2 separate regions of the Homo sapiens genome follow, and region 1 is linked to region 2. The links are chromatin loops, found by intact Hi-C in ENCODE. Cell type or tissue: GM12878. All regions are shown on one strand.

The links. Hi-C counts contacts between places; a loop is a spot of excess contacts. Peaks named below come from ENCODE experiments on the same cell type or tissue, not always from the same donor. Only the 100,000 strongest peaks of a DNase experiment are listed, where the experiment ranks them.
Region 1: it touches region 2 in a loop (5-fold over the local background); 45 of 110 quality-filtered maps call a loop at or near these places.

Annotation. Positions count from the first base shown.
Region 1 is chr6:16,961,566-16,969,565 of GRCh38, forward strand. No RefSeq gene overlaps it. Among named protein-coding and RNA genes, the nearest start is that of STMND1, 140 kb to the right of the region's middle. In GM12878, a CTCF peak has its summit at 3,510 (motif pointing left); a DNase peak (open chromatin) is centred at 3,476.
Region 2 is chr6:16,328,473-16,336,472 of GRCh38, forward strand. All of the region lies in intron 6 of ATXN1 (ataxin 1), which reads right to left. Among named protein-coding and RNA genes, the nearest start is that of GMPR, 94 kb to the left of the region's middle. RefSeq lists an enhancer at 3,626-3,920 and a silencer at 3,626-3,920. In GM12878, CTCF peaks have their summits at 3,036 (motif pointing left) and 3,815 (motif pointing right); DNase peaks (open chromatin) are centred at 3,053 and 3,809; H3K27ac peaks cover 632 bases.

The sequences.
Region 1 (8,000 bases), 630 kb after region 2:
CAGTTCTATCATGTTCTAGGAGGTGGTCTCCAAGGGTCAGTGGAGAGCAGACTCTTCAGCCCTTCCACAATTTTTTCTGCACCTAGTTTACTAAAGCAATCTTTCCCCAAACTAAACAGCATGGTTTCTCTTTCCTGCACCGAACTCATGTAATGCCTTACTTGGATTATTTGACTCTTAGTAATTTCCTTTCTTTCTGTGTGGTTGAATTCCAGACAGGAAGGAATCATATTTATTTATCTTATCTGCCCCCCATAATTTCTATCCAGTGTTATACTCACAGTGTGAAATCAGGAAAGCAGTTTGATTAGTGTGTATTTGGCACTGAGTAAAAACTTTCCTGATGAATAAAAAGCTTAAAAGAAGGGATAAAAAACAAAATAGAGACAATCCTCTTCTCTGGTTCTCCCTCATCTTCAGTGTGGGTCTGCACATCTGAGCTAGGAGTAAGAAATTGACTCTAGTAGAAGCTCTTGTGAGACTTCCTTATCAGCGAGCTCAATCATACTCCCCATCCCAGGTAAATGGCTACGTAATGTATCCAGAACACCTTCTTGCTGAAATAATCTCAGTCGGGCATTTGGCTCTAGATCCCTATTTGCTGATGACCCTCAGGTTTGCATGTTCAGACCCAGCCCCTCTCTGAACTTCAAATTTGTATAGACAAGTGCCTATGTGATATTTCCATTTGGATGTCTAATATTCATATTAAATGTATCATGTGCAAAACCAAACCCTTCTTTCCCTAGCCCAGTCTACTTCTTTCATTTTCTTTGCTTCTTAGTAAATGCCACCACCACCCACTCATGTATAAAACCTGCAAAATAACCATTAATTTCTTCCTTTCCTTCAACCTCCACTGTTAGACTATCAGCAATTCTGTGTTTTAACTTGAAAGTTGATCTAAAATCCATCCGCTTCACTCTATCACCTCCATGTCCAGCTTGGTTCAAGCCATTATCATCTCTCATTTCCTAGATGGTTTCACTGTTTCCAGTCTTTCTCCCACATTTTAAAACATAAATTGGATCACGACTCTGCTCTGCATAGATCAAGACCAATAGCTTCTCATCAGGATAAGATCTATACACCTTACCCCAGTGAACAAGGCCCTACGTGATGTGGCCACTGCCTCGTTCTCCAAACTCATGCTATACCATTCTCCTTTTGCTATGGTTGGAATATTTTGTCCCCTCCAAATTCATGTGTTGGAAGCTTAATTCCCAGTACAACAGGGTTAGGAGGTGGGACCTAATGGGAGATGTTGAGGTCATGAGGATTCGGCCCTCACAAATGGATTAATGCCATTATAAAAAAGAGTTTATGGGTTTGCTCTCTTCTGGTCGTCAGCCACATGAAGAACAGTGTTCCTCCTCCCTGAAGGATTCAATGTTTAAGGAACCATCTTGGAAGCAGAGACATGCTCTCACCAGACACCAAACCTGCTGGTGCCTTCATCTTGGACTTTCCAGCTTCCAGAACTGTAAGAAATAAATTTTAGTTCTTTATAAATTATCCAGTCTGTTGAATTCTGTTACAGCAGAATACTACAGGACAAAGACGCCCCTTTTTCATTATACTCTGTCCCTAGGCCTTCTTTCTGTCCTTGAATTGCCCAAGTTCATTCTCACCCCAGGGTCCCTTCCACTTTCTGTACCTGTGCACTGGCTGCCTGTCTGCATGTCTAGTTCTTGTCATCTTCCAGATCTTAGCTCACACGTCATTTTCCAGACATGTTTTGCTTGATCATCCCATCTTAAGTAAGATTAACAGTGTGGCCCTCCAAGTCACCCTGTTAATTTCCTTTATTGCATCCAACACTATCTGAACTACCTCATCTGCTTCCCTGCTCCTTTTTTGCCTGTGCCCACATACCAGAATGTAACCCTCATTAGGGCAGGACAGAGGATTTGCCTCGCTGCTACATCCCAGCACCTGAAACAATGCTTGGCACATAACAGGCTCTCAGGAAATATTTGTTGAATTAATGAATCGTTGAATATGTTCTCACCCAAGTTTTTTAGACTTGTTTTAAAGAGTGGGAGGATAAAGTGAAATAAGTAGCTCTAAGACAATTATCAACTTCACTCTATAGGAAAGGAGAGAGCCTTGCTGAACTGAAAGTGACATTGTCGTTGCTTAGGTATGAAATTGACACTATTTCTGAAAAAGTTCTTTGGTGTTCTTTATTTCAGACACAGCCAGGCCTGGAAAATAGGGGATTCACTGTGTGTTTTGTGCAGAATGGATAACAAAATTAATAATAACATTAGTGATAACAGCTTATATTTACGTAAGTGTTTGCTGTGCATTGGGTACTGTTCTAAGCATTTTAATCCTGATAGTAACCCTTGCTTAGGTACTGTTATTAGTCTCCTTTTAACAGATGTGTAAACTGAGGCTCGGAGAGTTTAAGCCATGGCTAGTCAATGTCAGAACTCTGATTCTCACTTTGGGAGTCCGGCTCCCCAGACGCTGTGCTGCCTCTACTAATAAATACATCTTTTTGATCATGGTGCAAGTGACTGGTGAAATCGATGGGCAAATTCGACTTTCCTTTAAGGTTTGCCAGTAGGTCTGAATGCTCCTTAGAGACCGTCTTGAAACGTGTTAGCCAGCCCAGAAAGCCTGTGCTTGGGGCTTTGGAGTCCAGGGCTTCCAGGCAGAGCTCTATGCTACCTTCCTTCCCAGTCTCTGGACACCTATTTGAATCTCTCTGACTGACACATTTCCTTGCTAAACCTTTACAATCACTCAGACTCAACCAGTGTCGGCATTCTGGTCTGCCATGCCAACGTGACACCATGCTGGGTACTTGGGCATGCGTGGTTGGTATTACCTTAGGTACCTACATTTTTTGCTCTCCCACCTTCCTGTGGCATCTATCCCATTTTTGGAATTAGTGTGCTCCCTTCATGTTGCTGCTTTGGATTCATCAAATCTCTGAAATAACACCTGGCCACTACCTCTACTTTAAGGCTGGCTCATTCGAGAAGGCCTGTTTTAAAAGGTCAGTGTTGTTATTAGTGGAGAACAGCAGTAGCAAAAGCAGAACAGAGTCGGAGTATCAGTGCTCTGGTCAGAAACTCCCTGGGGATCGGAGCAGAAGAAAGAGCATGGAACCCTTTCTTGGCACATTGCTGGACCATGGACTTGATGCAATAATCTGTAAAAGCACACCCATAATACATGCAGTAGTCACAGATTTCTTCTCCCTCCTGCTGGAATACTGAGTTGGGAAAATCTTCCGAGCCTGAGCTGGCATGTTGCTAGCGAGGCAGAGATTTCAGGTGAGAAGTAAATGTGCAGAGCGGATGCAGTGACCTTTCTTATTTGCAGTGTTTTCATTCTGCAGCTTGCACGGCAGGGACCCTGACATCAGAGGCTCTGATGGCCCGAGGCTGTGTTGGAGAGGAGATAAATTAGCCTGCCCTACTTCCAGAGGCTCGAGTAATCTACGTGCAGCACGGAACCTGGGCAGGGCAAGATGTGTGTGGATGAGCGACCTCTCGTGGCTGGTAGTGGGAGCTGCATCGCCTGTTCCGACCGGCTGGAGGAAAGTAGAGGGGACCCTGGGTCACACCATGGTCTGTGTACCCAGTCCGGTCCTGGGTGTTAGGGAGGATTCAAAGGAATTACACACAGGCAAATCTAAGGAGCTTATCCTCTGACCTGGGGAAATAAAAGGAACATACGGTTTCTCTATCGACTTGAGGTCATACGAGTTTCCTAGAAGGGAGAGACCCACACGGATCAGAGTAATCCAGGAAGCTGAGCCTAGAAGGATGATTGGACTTCAGATAAAAAGAGGGAGGGCATTCTGGGATAGGAGAAGAGCACAAACAAATCAGGCAGGAAGAAAAACCTTGATGACATAGAACAAAGATTTTGAATGAAAAAAAAAAATGTTGAATAGTTTGGGGTTTATAGATGCAACTGAAAACCAAGCGATGTGGTAGGGAAACCAGGAATAGAAGGTCCTGCCCTCATAAGCCTTCGTAAAAGACCTCCTCAGGTCTCCGCTGCAGAAAAATAGCCTCACCACGCAGCCTGGGCTGCTCTTTCTGCCCCAGCGTTTGGTGCGTTGTGGACCTATCATGACAAAATCAGGGTTGCAAGCTCAAATGCCACCGGGGCCTAACAGTTAACGTGAATGCATAAAACAGACTGGGTGGGGGATTCTGGCATTTCCGAGATGTCGACTTCAATTTTAAATTTTTCGGTGACATTTAGACAGCCTAGAGTCATGACTAGGATTGGAAGTAGTGGAGGCTGTAACAAAAATAGGAGGGCTTGGGCCTCTTTACAATAGGCAGCAATGACTCAGCTCTGGCCGGTGCTACCGTCAGGGATATTGCCAAGTATTCCAGGTATTCAGTAGAAGCATATACATTATGTAAAATGTAATGGAAAATCTCCCCATGTTTAAATGTTGGATCGACTTTTTTTTTTTTTTTTTTTTGAGACAGAGTTTCACTCCTGTTGCCCAGGCTGGAGTGCAATGGCAAGATCTTGGGTCACTGCAACCTCCGCCTCCCAGTTCAAGCAATTCTCCTGCCTCAGCCTTCCAAGTAGCTGGGATTACAGGCGCCCATCACCACATCTGGCTAATTTTTGTGTTTTTAGTAGATAACGGGGTTTCACCAAGTTGGCCAGGCTGGTCTTGAACTCCTGACCTCAGGTGATCTGCCCACCTCGGCCTCCCAAAGTGCTGGAATTACAGGCATAAGCCACCGCGCCCGGCCTGGATCAACTTTTGAAAACATAGTATGGATCAGAAAAACCATTTGGCCTGCAAATTGTCACTTTATAAATGGGGATTTGGATTAATCAGGTTTATTCTGGAAAAGAAAATTTTAAAACACTGAATTAAGTAGATTCTTATGTTTGGAGGAGAGCTATGGATGCTGGTGGCTGCTTTCATTTCTTTTTGGTGAGAGCCGAAAGTGTTTTTTCTCTGATGGGTTCCTTGAAAAGGGCTCGGGCTGAGGTCAGGAGCCTTTTGCTCCTGTTGTCTCTCTGCCTCTTGTTAGCAAGTTGGGGTAACTTTTCTGAGTTTCTGTTTACTCATCAGTGAAATTGGCAATCTAATTCCAGGTCCTTTTAGCTCAAACATTCTGACTCCTAAGGCACCATCTAGATCTAAAATGCCACAATTCTTATTCCGAGCTGGAAGCACATGTGCTTTCCAGCTGACCTCACCTTACCTTATGCTCAGAGAGAGTTGCATTTTGTGTGCTAGCCTCCTGTGATCCTTCAAGAAAGGCAGTGTAATGTAGCAAAGTCATCGTCAACCTTGGCCACACATTGGAATAAACTGGAGAGTTCTGCAACAAACCCAATGTCAGGCCCCATTCTGAACCACCCAGACAAAGGGAAGTGGCCTCTGGGGATGGGCCCCAGGCATGGAGCTGTTTTCATGACTCCCTCAGTGAGTGTCATGGGCAGCCAGGATTGTGAATCAATGGTGTGGGCAGAAGTAGGCATTTGACCCGGTCTCTGGAATCTGAAAAAGCTGAGCAGCAGCAATGCACATTGGAATCTGAGGCAAAAGGGAAAATGTGGCCTCCTATACACACTTATCAAAACATCCACCCCTATTCTGAACAAAATGGAAAAAGTTAATAAAATCTCTACAATCAGAAATCAATGACTATATATAAAGCCTGTGTTGCCCAATCTGTTCATGCACTATTGTCAACACTCATCAACCTGGCTGGGTACTCCATATCCATGTGATGCCATGGAGCCGTGGACTCATCAGACAGGCTGATTCCCATTGCACAATAATACAGCGTCATAAATCAAGCCAAGGACAGCAGCCTGTCGTCTTTACTTAAAATGATGAAAGTTTGCTCATTATGGGTATTCTTGCATTCATCTTAATTTTTTCAAATACTGAATTCAGATATTATTTATCTTGATTACTAAATGTTTTGCTGCTCTCTTCAATTTTACACCCACATTGAGTAACTCACTCATCCCTCCCTAATCCTGGGTTCAAATGCTGTCTCTGCCTGGGTAAGTTACTTAGCCAGTCTAAGCCTCCACTTACTCTTGCATAAGAGGCAATCTTAACCTCTTTTATAGAGTTGTGAAGATTAAATGAGGTAATGTAGTAAAGAGCTTAGCACCAACTGGGAGCTCTCGAATACACTAATATGTGTTGGCTAATGTTACATACAAAGATTATGTAATACTATGGTTATCATAGGTGCGATTTGTCTGTTTATTCCAAGACAGCTGGCTCACCTGGGGTTTCCCAGTTCTCTGTGGTTATAGAATTGGGGGTGTCTCAACATCATAAACTGTCTCCAGCCAGTGCCATCTAGATTAGTGGCATTCAAGCTCTTCCACACAAACCCCCAAATCCAAAAACAACCAGTTATTATTCATAGCCAAACCATGACTATATAAATTGACTAAAAGGCATAATTATTTTAATCTATTCTATATATTTGGCTCTGTGCAAATTTAATTTTAAAAGAAACGTAATCAATTTGAAGAAAAAGTTACATATACTTAAAATGTTTGAAGACTACACTTCTGGATCGTGTTTTCAAAGTTTAATGTCCCGAAGATTCAGCTGGTGGCCTTGTTACATGTAGATTCTGATTCAGTAGGTGGGTGGTGAGGCCTGAGCCTCTGCATTTGGAGCAAGCTCTCAAGTAGGACTGGCTACATAATTTGTGGAGCCCAGTGCAAAATACAGGACTCCTTGTTCAAAAATCATTAACAATTCCAAGATGGCGATGACAAAGCACTAAAGCAAGTGGTTAGTGGTTTAGTGGTTTCTCAAATCAACAGGAAAAATACAGAAACGCCAATAGAAATTGGACAAAAAGTATAAACTATAATTTTATGAAAACGCAGAGCTGGGCAAAGTAGCTCACACCTGTAATCCCAGCACTTTAGGAGGCCAAGACAGGCAGATCGCTTGAGCCCCAGAGTTCAAGACCAGGCTGGGCAACAGTCTCAAACAGTTCCTGAGCGCAAAGCCCTACACCTCTGCTCAGGTCATGTGCCAGGAAGCCAGTGCTGCTCTCAGGCAATGCTGATGTTGCTGGTTCAAGGCATACTTTGAGTAGCGAGAGTCAAAACATCATTGTCCAAGAGAACTTTTTGTGATCACGGAAATATGTTCTATCTGTGCTGTTCAGTACAGTAGCCACTTAACCACATGGGGCTATTGAGCACTTGAAATGAAGCTGGTGTGACTGCAACGAACGTTTTATTGAATTTTAATTAAATTTAAATGGCCCCATGTATCTGGTGGCTGCTGTAGCAGACAGCACTATTTGGACGTCAACTTTGTCCAGCAGGACAGCTTCTTACTTTAGCAAATTGTCAGTTTCCAAGTTGACTACAGAGCATTACAGTCAAGGGGGGTCAGACCAGATCCTTTTCTTTATGTTTTAATACATCTATTTAAACTTAAAAAAAAATCTGACAGGTAGTAAATGCTACTCCAAATAGTCTCATGGAAAAGACATGGCCCAAGCTGGCAGATAATAATTTTTCACATGTACTAAATATATATATATATATATATATATATATATATATATATATATATATATATTTCTAATTTACTGTAGAAAATATTGGCAATTCATATGTTAAAAGTTTCTTGTCTCCTCTCATAAGAAATGATTGACAGCCTTTAAGTGCTGTCTGTGTCTCTTAAAACAAAAGTGACTGACATTCTTCAAGCAGACACACTTTTCTGCAGCCTTGGATGTGACTTGCTCTCCCTAATGTGAAGGTGGTTTTCAAGCATCCTTGCTGCTTCTTAGGCTTTTAACCCTCTGTGGTCAGACGCCTTGTGGCTGGTAGTTAGAATGAGCCTGTACAGGGAGGCAAGACCCGCCTGAGTGCCACCAGGCCTGCTATGATGAAACAAAGAGGTACTTCAATTCTGAAGGATTTTTTTTTTTAATTTGGGCTGAGTGAAATCTCCAAATTACTAATCTCCAGAGGGGTTTTCTGATTTCCAAACT
Region 2 (8,000 bases):
GGGAAAGGGAAGAGGGCAGTGACAAAGGGAAAAGGAAAGGGAGGAGAAAGGGAAGGAGGGAAAGGACATCAGAACATGAGCACCGGGGAAAGAACATCTTTGGCAAGATTAAGACTAGGCCCTGGACTCGGTGTGAACTCCCATAACCCAATCATACCCCAAGCACTGAAGCAGAGAAAACACTAGCCAACACTTTGGGAGGCCGAGGCAGGCAGATCACGAGGTCAGGAGATTAAGACCATCCTGGCTAACATGGTGAAACCCCGTCTCTACCAAAAATAAAAAATAAAAAACAAATTTAGCCTGGTGTAACATTAGCTGGCACACGGCTGTAGTCCCAGCTACTTGAGAGGCTGAGGCAGGAGAATTGCTTGAACCCAGGAGGCAGAGGTTGCAGTGAGCCGAGATTGCACCATTGTACTCCAGCCTGGGCAACAGAGCGACACTCTGTCTCCAAAAACGAAACAAAACAACAACAACAAAAACAAAAACACTAGCCGTGGCAGCTGCACATTATAAAGGAAGATTATGAAGACACTGGGCAAGTGAACACTGTAACACATATATTTTTTAATGGAGTTAACAACTCCCCTAAGATGTTCTCAATACCCTCTCTCCTGTTTTTTTTTCTCCTTTTCTTCTTCAAGGGCAGATGATGCAGTTCTTAAATTTCCTTTTCAGAAATGTTGGTTCCATTTCTCACCTCTCCTTTGCCTGGCTGGAACATAAAATGAAGCCCTTGGAGAGCATGACACCAGCTGGACCCTGCCCTCAGAGCCAGGCACTGAGAAAAAGCAGGTTAGCAGTGAAAGTCCAGAACAGTCCTTGCACTCGATTTCTGAATCCTCATCTGCCAGAGCCACTACTCTCCAAGATTCCCCTTAGCTCTGGGTCCACACTGGACCTACGATTTCCTCTCCCTAATACACACACACACAAACACACACACACACGCCAACTCAGCAGAGGCCGCCAGAAATAATCCTGTTCTCTGCAAGTTTCAAAAGAATTCCCAGTACAGCCACTCATATGATGACGGAGTGAGACTGTTAAAAACCGAATTTGATTATGGTTAAAAAACCCAAATACCATACAAAAATAGGGCTAGTGCACTGAATGTTTTCTCAGTGGGTTACATGCTTGGTTTGTCCATCTCTCTCTTCCTTTTCAAGTTGTCATTGAAGTTCCCCTTCACACCGTCCCCTTTCTCATTGGAAAGTAACAACTCGCCATTAACACTAGAGACGACAGCTCTTTCAGACAAATCAGATCAGTGTGTTCAAACCTGGACATACAAATGGTGACCCTGGAGCCAGTTCTTATGGTCAAGTATCTCAGTCTCTTACTAACCACTGAAGTCTGAGTTACTGCTGCTGTGTGGGCAAACCAATGCCCAACAGACAAGAGGCCAAATATCAGTGGAACTGACATGACCCAGGCTAGCAAGCAGCGGATGTGATTGCTTCCACAGGTAGCAGCTGTAGGTATGCACAGTGCAACATGCTGTGATTCTGAGAGCTGTGGGATTGGGCTTTGGGAATTCCACACCCTTGGGTTTTGGTATCTCACATCCAGACCCTCTTTTCAATGATCTGATTTTCTTTCTTTCTTTCTTTCTTTCTTTGGAGAGATGGGGTCTTGCTATGTTAACCAGGCTGGTCTTGAAATCCTGGCCTCAAGAAATCCTCCTTCCTTGGCCTCCCAAAGTGCTAGGATTCCAGGCATGAGCCACTGTGTGTAGCCAATGATCCGATTTTAAAACAAACACAATAAAGTAGCGGCCTTCAGCATTCAATCCTTGTCCATGTTGGAGCAACACTGAAATCCCTACTGAAACATAACCCCCTTTCTCTACTCTGCCCCCTACTTTGTAACTATTTTTTAGAGGGGGCAATGATTTTTTTCCTTCCTTCCTTCCTTTTTTTTTTTTTTTTTTTGAAAAGGTCTTGCTTCGTTGCTCAGACTGAAGTGCAGTGGCGTGATCTCGGCTTGCTGCAACCTGTGCCTCCTGGGCTCAAGTGATCCTCCCACCTCAGCCTCCCAGGTAGCTGGGACTACAGGTGCACGCCACCACACCCGGCTAATTTTTGTACTTTTTGTAGAGGTGGGGTTTTGCCATGTTGGCCAGGCTGGTCTTGAACAGGCCTCAGTGATCCACCCACTTGGCCTCCCGGTGCTGGGATTACAGGCATGAGCCACTGCAGCCAGCTTGGAAGGGGCAATGATTTAATGGCCCTTATTGGTTTTGCTCCAACATCATCAATGAACATCATAATGAAATGACAAATGATACAACAGAAAGTTCTCAATCCTTAATGATTTTGATCAGATATCTAGGAAGGTGCAGGTTTAGAAATTTGGTGTCTCGATATCAAAGGACATTTCAGTAAGAATAGAATTTCTCATATGACAAGAGAGGCGCTTAAAGACTGGGACGGAAATGAAAAATAAGGTTAAAAAAACCCTAAAACACTTATGCTGAAGAAATGAAGTGTTGAAGGAGTAATGTCACTTATTTACTCTCGCAACCCAGGTGTTTTTTTTTTGAGATGGAGTCTCACTCTGTCGCCCAGGCTGGAGGGCAATGTGCCAATCTCGGCTCACTGCAACCTCCGCCTCCCGGGTTCAAGCGATTCTCCTGCCTCAGCCTCCTGAGTAGCTGGGATTATAGGCGGCTGCCGCCATGCCTGGCTAATTTTTGTATTTTTAGTAGAGGCGGAGTTTCACCATGTTGGCCAGGCTGGTCTCGAACTCCTGACCTCAAATGATCCACCAGCCTCTACCTCCCAAAGTGCTGGGATTACAGGCGTGAGCCACTGCGCCCTGCCCACCTAGGGTTTTTGTAAGTGACAAATAACTGTGTTCTGTACAGCCTTCCCTTGTAAAAAGAAGTTCTAATAATGAACTTTTATCTTTAAATTTCAAGACTCACTCTTAAGAAAGGGAATGCCAAACGCTCCCACATTTCCATACCAACGAGCAAGGAAAACTCATGCGTGAGACCTACTCAGAGAGAACCAGTCCATGCGCCCCCTGCTGGCCCTCCTGCAGCACTGATCCAATAAAACCCCACAGGGTTTCATGAGGGATATTTATGCAAGAGTGATGTGTCAGAATGCAAAATGAGAACATTTGCATATAGTAGGCCCAGCCAGTAAGGGAATAGGTTAATTAGCCCAAGGCAGCACTAGGGAAGAAAAAGCAGCGGCATAAAAGTCCTTTCAAAGCCAAGTAAAATGTCAAACACATTCAGGAAGGGTCTATTAGCAATGCAAATGTAACATTGCCTGTACAATTGAATGCACAATACACAAAACTAGAAAACTCCTCTGAAGGTACTTCTTTAGGAAGCCAGCTTTCGTAAATTTGAAAAAGAATGCTGACTTGGTTCTCAGTAGTGCTCAGGTTTAATTATACTGTTTATTTGAGAGACATCGGCTTAGTCAGCCCTGAAGACTCACTGGACTGGTCTTCTGCGAAATGATTGCTAAGACATATTGGCCTTAACACACAAATCCAAATTTATTCTTCTGAAAACTTATCCATTGATAAACAGCATCTTTTCCAGAGATTGCCAATGAGAAATCAAGGACACAATGATTAAGACAGCAGTTGCAGCGAGCTGGGGCCAAACCGATAAAAGTTTCCACCCATCCTCCTCCTACATTTAGGGCTATTTACCAGTGCAGCACGGAGCAGACAGGGCTCTCTAACGCTGAGGTATGTGTCCCTTCTCTGGGCCCCGTAAGCTTTCAGTACTGATAAGGGGAAACCCACGGGTAGAGATTGGGTCTTGCTGTATTTTCAATGAACCACCAGAGGGCGCCCCAGGATGGCACCACATTCCTGGTCTATCGGGTGATCATGGGACTAAACAACAAAGAAGTAACTTATGAAGGTGGAAAAGTAGATTTGGAAAATAAGGAAGAGAGAAAAAGAAACGAAAGAAGAAAAAAGAAAAAAGGAGAGTGGGATTTCTGCTCTTAGAGTCTCTAGTTGCAGACAACTGGCCTCTGTGTCCTGAATTGCCCTCCCAGGGGACCCCCGAGGAGTTTATCTCTGGAAGCACCTGCCACAACAAAAAGATTTCTTCCAAACATGGGGCCATGCACAATTATATCAATGCCAAATTACCAGAGAGCCACATATGCAGATCGCACTGTTTAAACATTCCTATTGGAAAAGGGAAATTGGAGGGAGAGTTAATAGATGAATCAAGACAAATGTATTTAGAGTTTGCTACCCATGGTTTGCCTGATAATCACTGTTCTGAATACATTCATCTTAAGCCGCTTTAGAGCTACATTAACTATCTCTCTATCATAATTTCTAAATTTAGCCCAGTGGTATAAGGCTTTGCTAGTCGAAGTGTGGTCCTCCGACCCGTGACATCAGCATCCTCTGCAAGTTTGCTGGAAATGCAGACTCTCAGGCCCCACCCAGTCCTGCATTTTAACAAGATATCCAGATGATTCTATGCACAGTAAGGTTTGAGAAACCCTAGCAGCTATCCGATTAAATTTTCTACTGCTAAACTCTTAAGCAAATTAAACATCTCTAGCCTCTTCCTAATGGAGCAGGCACTGGGAAACCAAACTAGGTGTTGTACGTAAACACAGAGTTGATGGAGCCTCGGAGATAAACATCTAATATTTAGGTGATGCTCCACTGCTTCCTCTGGGGTCATCTAAACCTAATACGGCTGCAAATAACAAATGCTGCTTTTCTTCTGGTTCTTTACACAACTGCAGAGAAATATACTTTAAAAAGGCTATTATCATAAATTTTATACACAACTCAATCATTCCCAGGAAGAAAAATGAAATTTAACAAAGGAAGCTCCACACTTCTTTCTTTGCTATAATTTCATTTCGAGAAATTTTTTGCTATTACCATGGATTCAGACTGCTTGGGAAGTGATAGGAAAATGAGATGCTTCTGTGCTAGGGATGTGGGGAATATATGCCCACTGACTGCAAGTCCAGTAAATAGCAGCCAACTGCTCAGAATGGAAGATGCTCTTAGAATTTGATATATAAACTCCTAAAAATACATCTTAAACCTAGGGCAAGAAAATGGGTTGCTTTTCCTACACCCCCAATCCTGTGCTTCTCAGTTTGAATGAACCCATGGCTGCCTGGCCTGTATATCTATGGACAAACAGGGCACGGTTTCAGCTTTAAAGAAGAGGAAGAGCAGGCTGATGAGCTTGTGCCAGGACTGGAAAAACTACGTATGCAAACACTGAAGAGGGCAGAATACCTGGGTGTGAGGACAGAGGTTACTTGGGCATGTCAAGGATTCTCAAAGTGCTGACTCACCAATCTCCTTCCAGCTTTATTACATCACTAAACTGGAAGGCCTGTGTGGTGCACTGGCAGAAAGCACTTCATTTTGGCCAAGCATTAAAAACAGGTCCAAACCCGACATGCTTGGAGTATCTAGAATGGAGAAAGGTGGATTGGATGATAGCTATAATTAGATGCCTTTATGGTTGACTGAACAGGCATGCCCCCAAAGTGGATCACACATTCATTCATCAAACACTCATTCCGTTTCTAGTATGTATGACGGGGACCTCAATTGTTCAATGTCAGTGTGAAGCAAATGGTATGCCAGAACTCTATTTTTAGTTCTGTTCTATTCAATACTAATACAGTGTTTTGGTTATCATATTTCGAAGTAACAGAAGGCTAGAAGGGATATATGTTGCGAATAAGATTCAAATATATCTTAAGAAGCCGGAAGTGATGGTACCAAACCAGGAAAATTAAGATCAATGAGAATAAATGTAAATGCCTGCCCTTGGTTTCAACAGCTCAATTAGCCTACTAGCAGGGTTGAAGAGATCTGGTTTAATAATGGTTTCAATGAAAGAGCCCAGAAAGTTTTTGTTTGACTATACACTCAATATGAACAACCATTTGGTAGGGTTCTTAAAAAGTATAGTAATTATAACCTTCATTAAAAAAAATATAATGTTCAGGCTGGGTTCAGTGGCTCACACCTGTAATCCCAGCACTTTGGGAGCCCAGGAGCTCAAGGCCAGCCTGGACAACATATCGAGATCCTGTCTCTACAAAAAATAAAAAAAATTAGCTAGGCATGGTGGTTTGCATCTGTGGTCCTAGCTACCCAGGAGGCTAAGGCAGGAGGATTGCTTGAGCCCAGGAGGTTGAGGCTGCAGTGAGCCATGATTGCTCCACTGCACTCCAGCCTAGGTGATAAAGCAAGACCCTGTCTCAAGAAAAGAGAAAGAAAACAATGTTCAGAATAAGGGAATAAATACTGCAACCATAGATGGCACGGGTAAAGCCACAGTTGAAATCCTGCTGCAAAGGCACGTGGGAAGGATGGGGCATGTCTAGGGGGAGTGATCAGTTGCGCAAGAGGTCTGGAGGCAAGCAGATGAGTAACAGCTGAGACAACTGGGAATGAGTGCCCTGGGGAAGAACAGAAAAAGCTGCAGCATTAGGAAGCAATGAGAATGGTTAAAAATGGACTGGGCTGCCTCATGAGTCAGGGATCTCTGGGTCACCCCAAGGGTCAGGATAGAAACTCAGGGATATGGGGTAGGGGTCCCTGCCCTGGTTGGGTGTTCGAACTACTTACTCTACATTTTTTTGCCATTAGGAACATTCTGAGACTGTGATTCCACTCTGTGTCAAGGTGGCTGGCTTGTCATCCCAGTCTACTGTCACAATTTCTTCTTGCTGTGTCCTCAGTGGAAACTGACTATTGACCTTCTCTTCCATGTCTATCTAAGCGTGGAGCTTCATGGGGCAGGCCTCTTGGCCCAAAATGAGGAGGCTCCTGAAGGGGACTGAAGGCCCTGTCTAGAGACATCCAGGCCAGAAACCACCAGAGAGGCGAGCTGGGACCTGGCACAACTTTGTAGAAGATGCTGTCTGAGAGCCTCGCCCCAACGCGCTCGGGTTTCCCTTCTCGGCTCTGCACCCCTGGGACATGGGATCTTGCTCTTCACGGAAGTGTAGTGAGTGAGAAGAGAAAAAGCAAGAAATGAAAGCTCGTAATCCAAGCTAGAAGGAGTCCACACGAGGGCCTAAGGACATAAAAAATAAATAATTTTATGTATCTTAATTTTTATCATGAATAAGGAAGGACAGTGGGTTGAATGGTAGATCCCTAAAAGTTATGCCCACTCAGAACCTGGGAATGGCTTTATTTGGAAAAAGGGTCTTTGCAGATGTAATTATGGATTTGGAAATGAGATCATGCTGGATGATCCAGGTGGGCCCTCAATTCAAAGACAAATGTCCTTATAAGAGAAAGGCAGAGAAAGATGTGAGATGTACAGAGGCAAAGGCCCTGTGGAGGCAGAGGCAGAGAGACTGGAATGACGCAGTCCCAAGCCAAGGATCACCCGAAGCTACTAGAAGCAGCAAGAAGCAAGGAAAGATTATCCCCTAGAGCCTATGAAGGGAACATGGCTCCACCAGCACCTTAATTTTAGACTTCAAGCCTCCAGGAGTGTTAGAGAATACTTTTCTGTTGTTTTAAGCCACGATATGTTTTGGTAATTTATTATGGCAGCCCTAAGAAACCAATCCAAATATCTTCCATTTATTGATTACTTATTATACATGCCAAGAACCTTACTTAAATATCTCATTTACTCTTCATAACAAATTTGTGAGGTTTGTATTATTATCTCCATTTTCCAGATAAGGACACTGAGGTTTTCCCAAGGCCATACAGTCAGAGGTAGAACTAGCACTGGAAATCACTTTCTTAGTCTACCCAACCATGATGCGGGTTACACTCACCTCCTGGCTATGGCGATGGCAGCCTCATAGCAAATATGCCTATTTATTTTTCATGTAGAAAAGGGACAGAATGCACAGGGATAAGTAGGGGAAAAGATGTCTAGGGGACCTCTGCACCATGTTGACTAATCAAGAACTGCAGCTGGTGAGACGTTCAGTAAGGAAGAGACTGATCAGTGACCAAGGAAGAGAGGTCAGGATGTTTGTATTTCC